Regions from separate parts of the Homo sapiens genome. Here region 2 is linked to region 1. A link is an interaction called in ENCODE POLR2A ChIA-PET data of the cell type or tissue named here. Cell type or tissue: IMR-90. All regions are shown on one strand. Each heading gives the region's core, and the rest is flanking DNA. Links, peaks and the distances in the headings are about the cores only.

What was found. ChIA-PET counts read pairs that join two places held together with the same protein. Peaks named below come from ENCODE experiments on the same cell type or tissue, not always from the same donor. Only the 100,000 strongest peaks of a DNase experiment are listed, where the experiment ranks them.
Region 2: POLR2A ChIA-PET joins it to region 1 with 9 read pairs; 2 of 35 experiments call an interaction of 5 or more read pairs at or near these places.

What each region holds. Positions count from the first base shown.
Region 1 is chr4:118,350,637-118,355,022 of GRCh38, reverse strand. PRSS12 (serine protease 12) reads left to right here and starts at 2,020. Exons shown (of 13, transcript NM_003619.4): 1 at 2,020-2,804. The coding sequence starts at 2,303. RefSeq lists silencers at 1,794-2,053, 2,084-2,163 and an enhancer at 1,430-2,275. In IMR-90, for the core only: a CTCF peak has its summit at 1,964 (motif pointing right); DNase peaks (open chromatin) are centred at 2,002 and 3,092; H3K4me3 peaks cover 2,824 bases; H3K27ac peaks cover 2,112 bases.
Region 2 is chr4:118,822,545-118,826,930 of GRCh38, reverse strand. It overlaps SEC24D (SEC24 homolog D, COPII component), which reads left to right. Exons shown (of 23, transcript NM_014822.4): 3 at 2,182-2,311. Among named protein-coding and RNA genes, the nearest start is that of SEC24D, 11 kb to the left of the region's middle. In IMR-90, for the core only: no CTCF peak of the experiment used is centred there; no DNase peak of the experiment used is centred there.

The DNA.
Region 1 (4,386 bases), core at 70-4,069:
CTGCAAGGTATGTAGATGCATGGAAATTGGGTCTGCTTCTGGACCCCCAGGAAGCATGGAAGCAATGATTGTAGGGGTCAATGTGGGAAGGGGAGGGAGCAGGGTCCAAGCAGCCTCCCCACAGTCCTAAAATGAGCCTTCCCTGGGCCATCAGGTGTGTAGCCTAAGGTGGAAAAGCTAGTCAGAAAGAAAAAGGGCTGACCCCTGATAGAACTGTCACCTATTATTTCAAAAATCTGTGATTGATGAGCTCTGCCAACCCTCACTAAAATGAACAAATAGACTACTCCAGATATATATTTTATCTTTCATTGTCTTCCACAAGTATAGATTTAACTATGCTTTTGGAGCCAGAAAAGTATTAGTAAAAAAATAATGGGTAAAAACAACTGGAATGAAAACAACTTGAATAAAGATTTGACAAATACATCCCTGGACTCTTAACATCATTTCTTTTACCCAATTCTCTCTAAAGTAAAATCAAATATTTCATTAATAGGAGTGAAACAAAAAACAATAAAACGACCCACAAAATTAAAGATGGATTTTTTTTTTTTTTCTTGAGACAACGTCTCCCTCTGTCGCCCAGGCTGGAGTGCAGTGGCACGATCTCGGCTCACTGCAACCTCTGCTCCCAGGTTCAAGCGATTTTCCTGGCTCAGCCTCCCAAGTAGCTGGAATTACAGGCGTGCGCCAACACTCCCCCGGCTTTTTGTATTTTTAGTAAAGGCGGGTTTCATCATGTTGGCGACGCTGTTCTCGAACTCCTGGCCTCATGTGATCCGCCTGCCTGGGCGTCCCAAACTGCTGGGATTACAGGTGTGAGCCACCTCGCCCGGCTAAAGATGGCTTATTTAAAGCTAGTAGTGAATTAATTCAGTTCCTAATTGAAACCTAGGTTTTAACAATAAACATTTGAATTTTGTTCAAGTTTTCTTCAGGGTACATTATATTATGAGACAGCATTGCTTTTTCACAACGAAACGTGACCATGCCAGAAAATAAAATGTTGCCTTCTTTACGGGCTTCCTTCTCCTTGTCAAACTTTGGTAGCATAGTCAGAAACAACTGAAAGGCAAAATACTAAAACATACAGCTCCAGTAACTTTTTTTTTTTAAGATTCTAAGCCAACAGTTTTTTGGAGCCTGCGGGAGGGGGGCGAGGAGTGTTGAAAGGGCCCTACTAAGCTGAGGTCGAGCCAACAGTGAAGCTTCAAAATTGTCAGCAGGCAGAGTCTCTGGAGAGGCAAATGAATAGGCTTAACAGAAGTCCCTTGCCCTGCAAAAAACGAGGCAGGTGCTAGGGGGGTGGACTTTTTGGATAGGATGGAAACCGGGACGGATGAAGTCTTCTCTGGTTAGAGAGGAAATTTGGTATTAAGAGAGCCTCACTGAATCCCAATAATAACCAAACAACTGGTGTTGTCCAGGGCACCGGCTGGAAAGTGGGAGGCAGGAAGCAGAAAGGCTCAAGCTCCTTTCCCTGAGTCGGTTCAGGATTTTAATTTCAGCCAATGTTTATTGGGGCACGGTGTTAAGCACGGTGATATCAAGCTGAATAAAACGTGGTCTTGTCCTTGAAGAGCGTATAGTTCAGTGAAATGGCTTTAACATTCCTCGTGGGTTTTGATAACTTTTATCCTGGGAGTTGTCAGGGAAGAGCTGCATCTAAATCCATCCATACTTTGGTAAAGATTTCAAAACAGAGGAAGCAAGATACGGGGCGACGAGGTTGGAGGAGAGATGACGGCAGGGGCCGGTGCCAGATTTGGGAGCCGCCAACGCCGGGCTGTGCTGGTGCTGCATGCTGGCAAGGGGCAGCCAAGACCGTGCTCCGCGCGGGCACCCTCGGGCTCGGTCCCAGCAGCTGGCAGTGCCGTGCGGGCGGACTGCGGTGGGCCTGGCAGGGGCCGAGCGTAGGTCCGGAGCAGCTTGCGCGGCCGGCGCCCGCCCCCAGGGGGCAGAGTTCCCGGGCTCGTGCCTGCGCCGCTACCTGGGGCTCAGGCCCAACCGCTCCCCGCTGCGTCCGCGCCTTCTCTTTTCCGGTCCTCTCCGCCGGCCGGGGCTCGGCTGAGCTCCAGATTTCCCCACCCGCGGCCGCCGCCAGGGGACAGGAGCCGAGGCGCGGCAGGGCACCAGCGGCGGGAGGCAAGGTTGGGGAGGCGAGGGCGGTCCGCGTGCGGGGGCGGGAGGGGGCTGGGGGATTCGAGGGACGCGGCAGCCCCGCCCCCGCCCCCTCCTCTTCTCCGCTCCAAGCCCGAGAAGCTGGGGAGCATGGACCAGACCCCGCAGCGCTGGCACCATGACGCTCGCCCGCTTCGTGCTAGCCCTGATGTTAGGGGCGCTCCCCGAAGTGGTCGGCTTTGATTCTGTCCTCAATGATTCCCTCCACCACAGCCACCGCCATTCGCCCCCTGCGGGTCCGCACTACCCCTATTACCTTCCCACCCAGCAGCGGCCCCCGAGGACGCGTCCGCCGCCGCCTCTCCCGCGCTTCCCGCGCCCCCCGCGGGCGCTCCCTGCCCAGCGCCCGCACGCCCTCCAGGCCGGGCACACGCCCCGGCCGCACCCCTGGGGCTGCCCCGCCGGCGAGCCATGGGTCAGCGTGACGGACTTCGGCGCCCCGTGTCTGCGGTGGGCGGAGGTGCCACCCTTCCTGGAGCGGTCGCCCCCAGCGAGCTGGGCTCAGCTGCGAGGACAGCGCCACAACTTTTGTCGGAGCCCCGACGGCGCGGGCAGACCCTGGTGTTTCTACGGAGACGCCCGTGGCAAGGTGGACTGGGGCTACTGCGACTGCAGACACGGTTAGTGGCCTCGGGGCGGCCGCGGAAACTCCGGACGGGCTCGGAGCCAGTGAGGCTTGGGGCCGGCGTACAGGTCTCTTGGAAAAAGTGACGGGGTGTGTGGGGTTGTGGGCTTGCGTTTGCGGGCTGTGATGGTGGGCTGCAGCTGGGTTACCAGTAAGGTATACTGGTGCTGCAAATCTAAGCCAGCCAGGTGTGCTTGTGTGAAGGTTGTCAGGGGTGACAGTTCTATGCAAGGTGCTGAGCTCTGGGTTTCTGAATTTGCTCTGTCCTCTGGCCACTGTGTGTGTGTGTGCGCTCGTGTATTGGGTGACAGTGTGCTTTGGGCGTCTGTTCTCTAGATTAGCTTACGTTGAGTGGGTTACCATATTTACATTAAAGAGGCATAATTACTTGTTCTGGAAAGGGAAATGTTACATTAACGTGGCAATCAATAACCTTCCCTCCATTCTTTAGACTCCGATTTTTAAAAATGTGGTAAAATTTTGCCTTAATTTAGCTGTTGACCTCTGTTTTAAAAAGTATGGCAAAATTATGTGGCCAAAATCAGCCATATTCACATACTCCAGCTCAGTATGGTAAGTATCATCAGTGACTGGAAAAAAAGAAAGGGAAAAGAGATGGGAATACTACTATCTTGGTGAAGTAGCAACTTAATATAGTTATACACAGTTTTCCAGAGCCATTACTTAGCTTTATATGTTTTATCAGGATTAGTTGGTAACATCAGGAGATAAAGGTGGCAAAATGTTTTAGGTTTGTGGTAATAAAAGCATCACACTAATAAATTTAATGTAAATGAATAATCCAGCTTTGAACATTGCTTCATTTTGAATTGTTGGGATTTTGTTGAAATTAGGTTTTTTTTTTTGTTTAAAAACTGAGGAAGAAAAAATATCCTCAAAGTTTGAATTTCTTTTCAACAAAATATTTTTGGCAGCTTTCCATTCACACTGTGGGGCAAGGGTTTCCTGAATTGAGATTCTGAATCATATTGTACTTTGTACTTTTTGGAGGTAACTTGGAGGTTATCTGTCACAATGTCATTCATTTCCTGGAGAAATTTTATTTATCAGTACCTTCAATTGCATTAGTGCTTTGAGTTAAGGAAAAGTGATAGGAAGGTTAAGATCAATTATCCTTTATCCTCGGGAATGAAGTCATCGCTTTACTTGTGTTTCATGAACAGAATGCCAATGTAGCTATAAAAAATTTGAGGTGATGTCAAACAAAGAGTGCTAGCATTGTCTCGTTATTCACCATAAGAGATTATAGTAAAATCTTAGGTTTAGCAAACATTGACTTTTTTCATCTTCATATTATTCTTAGTTTTATAAATAGATAAGAGCAGAGAATTATTAGAGAATGAATGTGTAGGAGAGAATATACAACTTCTCTTTAAGTACATAAGCACAGACTCAAGAAAAGTAATTTAAAGTTAAAAAATGATAGTGATCTGTTGCTCTCTTTCTGACATAACTCAGCCTTATGTTTCAGACATGGAGAGTAACTTGTCCTTGGATTTCCTGCCACCTCACCTTCTTCAGTTGACTAGAAATGTAAATCTTTTGAATGCCTTTAT
Region 2 (4,386 bases), core at 164-4,163, 470 kb before region 1:
GTTTACATGGTTGTCTCTTCTCTCAAATGGCTCAAAGGCACCTTAAATGTATGTTGAATAATAATGAGAATGATTTGAGAATGCCACAGAATGATTTGAATCACTGCCATAGAGTTGATTCCCAAACAAAAGGGAGAGCACAGTAATATTGATGTATAAAGTTCTGCTTGCATATATCAGAGCTTTTTTTTTTAATTCTCTAGACATGTCTATAGGGGTTTTCATGAAAATTGCTGCTATCCTACTTATTTTTTTAAAGGGGGAATATTTTTGGAGAGCTGTGAGGCAAATTTAAAAAAAGAAAAAAAAAGACCAAAAAAAAAAGAATATTTTCGACTTCTCGTAGTGCATGTAATTATTTAAGTTGAAAATATTTTAATGCTACTGTTGTGAATTGCCTACTTTTGTCCAAAATAATGTTTTTAAAATGAAAATATAAATGTGCTTGTAATTATGTTGCATATGCTTTGTTAGAATAAAAATGCTTAAGAAAGGAGAGCAGGGGCTATGGCCAGGGAAGATGAAACAGCTGTTTTAAAAACCGTCATATCCATTGGTTCATTTAATTCTCAGAACAATCCTTGGAGCTAGGGAATATTATTGCCATGACATGGGATTACAAGTTGAAGCTCTGAAAAATAGAGTATCTTATCGGAGTCACAAATTCAAACTTGTCTGTGACTGCAAGTCTCATGTTTTTCTAACTTTGCTGGGTTTGGGGTTTAGAACTTTGTATTAAAGTGTAGTGCTATAAGGATAATATTTATTGAAAATAGTGGTATATGAATTTGCTAAGTAAAACTATGTAGAATTAATATAAAAATGTCCTCAGTTTAAGGAATCCTATTTTAAGAGAGGAAACCTTGTAAAAGTTTCAATATTATTCATGAAGACCGGCACTTCACTAGATACCTGTCATTTTAGATTATGCAAACATCTGAAAGCATTCTCTCGAAAGCAATTATGATGACAATATAAGAAACTCTTCCTGGGTGACTATACATCATCAGTCAATTCCTTTCTATCTGAGAGAATAAACTTTCTGGAGGAATATAACAGAATAAAGGAAATGTTAATATGAAATACTATGACGAAGTCAAAAGGAGGAGTGCACAGCAGGCAGCTAGGTGGTCATTGATGACCTTGCCAGAGAGCAGGGTATGGTCAAAAGTAAATCAAATGAGGGAAAACAAGCAAGTGGAGACAGCAGATAGAAGAACTGAAGTTTTTCTCTTTTTTTCTTTTCTCTTTTTTTCTTTCTAGAAGCTAGAAGAGGTCTCAGGTAATCTAGTCTAAGCCTTTCATTTTACAGGAAGAAAACTGAGGTCCTTAAAGATAAGCTTCTTGCCCAGGTTCATACAACTAATAAGTAACCAGTGGGGCCTTGAACTACTCTAACCCAAGCCCAGTGATTTCTCTCCTTTACTGCAATTTCTCAAGAAGAAAAGAGAGAAATGTCTGAAGACAGTTCCAAAGAGAAGTCTTTAAAGGTCTCTATTTGAGAAGAGCTGCTAATAAATGAAAACACAGACATTCCCAGAAGCATCCGTTAACTGCATGTGGTCCCATATTTTGTCTGAGCAAGCATGGTGAATCTGACTCTGTGAGTGAGCAGTCCCCCAGCTGTTCATCATCCAGCCAGTTAGGATTCTGGAAAGATTTTTAAGCTCTGAAGGAAGTGCTCAGGATTTTTAGAAAGATAGACCCTACTCCCCATCTGCTTTTGTTGTGCTGTAAGTCAAAGGCATTTCTAGTGTTCTCCCCCATGCCCCGTTTAGTTACAGTTAGAATGCTTTACCATGACCCTTCCTGCTTTTTCCAGGTTTATTTTCTGATATCTAACTGCCATTTTTCATTGCGTGTTTTAGTATTCTTTGCGTGGTAATATACTTTATCAAGGTGCCTCTGTCATATGCAAATTTATTTTTTTCTGTTTTAGTTTCTGTTTAGTGATAAAATGATTCCCTTCTTTTCTGCTCTTTCATCATTATGATAGTCAAATACTCATGCCAGAGCCTGGTATTGACAGGTCTGTAGGTGATGGTTAAGCTTGAAAGAGATTTTGTTCTAATCCATTTGTTTCCCTCCTCCTCCACCTAGTTCTCATTTTTAACCTAATGACTTTGCCTCATCTCTCTTTGTACTTTAATACACTTCTAAATTCATGCCCCTCTCTTGCAGGTATGATGAAGCCAGCAGGGCCTTTGGGGGCCACCGCCACTAGGGGAATGTTGCCTCCGGGTCCCCCACCTCCTGGACCCCATCAGTTTGGTCAGAATGGAGCTCATGCCACTGGTCACCCTCCCCAAAGGTGAGCTAGGTAGATTCCAACCTTCGTTTGTATATTCTCCTAAAATTATTTCAGAAATACCTTCTAAGCTTGTATGTTTATTGGTTGAAAGTTTGACGTTTTGATGATGTTACACACCCCTGAAAGGATCTGTTAGATAACTGCCCTAGGAAACAAAGCAATAAGAAAAGTTATGGCTGGGCATGATGGTTCACGGCTTTAATCCCAGCACTTTGAGAGGTCGAGTTGGGCAGATGGCTTGAGCCCAGGAGTTTGAGACCAGGCTAGGCAACATAGTGAGACCTCATGTCTACAAAAATAGAAAAAATTAGCCGGCCTGGTGGTGCATGTTTGTAGTCCTAGCTACTGGAGAGGCTGAGATGGGAGGATCCTGTAAGCCCGGGAAGTCAAGGCTGCAGTGAGCTATGATTGTGCCATTGCACTCCAGCCTGGGCAACACAGTGAGACCCTGTCTCAAAAAAAAACAAGAAAAGTTATGAAGAAAAAGACAGTATTAGTAGGTATTTAAAAATGTATCAAAAATTACTTGTGTCAATACCATACATGTTAGTTTTGAGTTATATTCAGTTTATTTTAGAATTTTATATCAATTTTAATTCCTTTAGATGCCCATGGCCTTTATTCTTGAATAAAACTTTAAATCATTCTATTTTCTTGGATCCTTCACAGAACTGAGCTCAGTGCCAATGGGTGCTTAATAAGTATTTTAAAATTAAATCGGATTGTCGCCAATGGGTCTGTGAGCTTGATGTGGAAGGCACACAGATGCCAGTGAGGGATTATCAAAAGGCAGAGCTGTAGTAAAAACAACACAGGAAATAAATCTTGTGTTTGTGTTTATAATAAATTGAGGAAGGGAAAAGTTGGAAGCAGGCCTGGAGAAGCCAAGATGTATGAAATATTTAGAGCCTGCAGCCCACTAGGGACTAATCCCTGGGAAAGAAGCCAGTATCACACCTTCCCTGTTAGAAATCCCATTATTGTTTATCCGGTGAGGTGTAGCTGCTGAGAACCTGTGCCAAGCCAGTGCCAAGCCGCAGGCAGTGTTTGCTTTGGAGTTTCTCCAAGGATTACCCAGAGGCTTCATTTCTCAGGTTCCTTCCCAGGTAGCAAGGTTTGGGGGTGGGGAGGCATGGGCAGTACCCCCTAGATGTGACTGTAGATCCTCCTAATGGTGAAGCCTTTTAGTCATGGCCTTTCATGAAGCCTATAGTCCTCCATAATAGGAAAACTCCCTCTGGGATTTTTTAAAGTCATCAGGTTAATTCTCCTACAGGGCATTTGTGAGCTTGGCACTGGCTGGCTCTTGTTTGTCATGATAACATGACATTTGCCGGTTGAAATGGTAGCTATGGGATGCAGAGGGTAGGTCATTAAGCGTGATTGTGGTTTAAGCTTGGAGCAAGAAGTCAAAGGGTCTTACTTGGGACCTGAAACTACTGCCCTGAGTCTCAAAAGAGTGATAGAAAGGCAAGAGAGGAAGAGCAAAAAGACGGAGAACCAAAATGCCTCTTCTGGTTCAAGCAGTTTACTAACTGTGGACACTGGTGAAGTTCCTTGACCATGCCTGTCCTCATTTTCACTTGTAAAATGAGAATATAGAATTCTCAGTCCAGAAGTAAAGGGGAGAAGATCTGGAAAAATTCATTGTTGCCGGGTGTGGTGGCTCACAGACTCACTTGTAAAATGAGAATATAGAATTCTCAGTCCAGAAGTAAAGGGGAGAAGACCTAGAAAAATTCATGGTTGCCAGGTGTGGTGGCTCACATCTGTAATCCCAACACTTTGGGAGGCTGACACGAGAGGATCGCCTGAGCCCAGGAGTTCGAGACAGCCTGGGCAACATGATGAGACCCCATCTCTACAAAAAAAAATAGAAAATTAGCCAAGCATGGTGGCATGCACCTGTGGTCCCAGCTACTTTGGAGGCTGAGGTGGGAGGATTGCTTGAGCCCAGGAGGTCAAGGCTGCAGTGAGCTGTGTTCATGCTATTATATTCCAGGCTGGGTGACAGAGGGAGACCCTGTCTCAAGGCAAAAAAAATTGTTGTAAACTTCCAGGCATCTCAGATATTT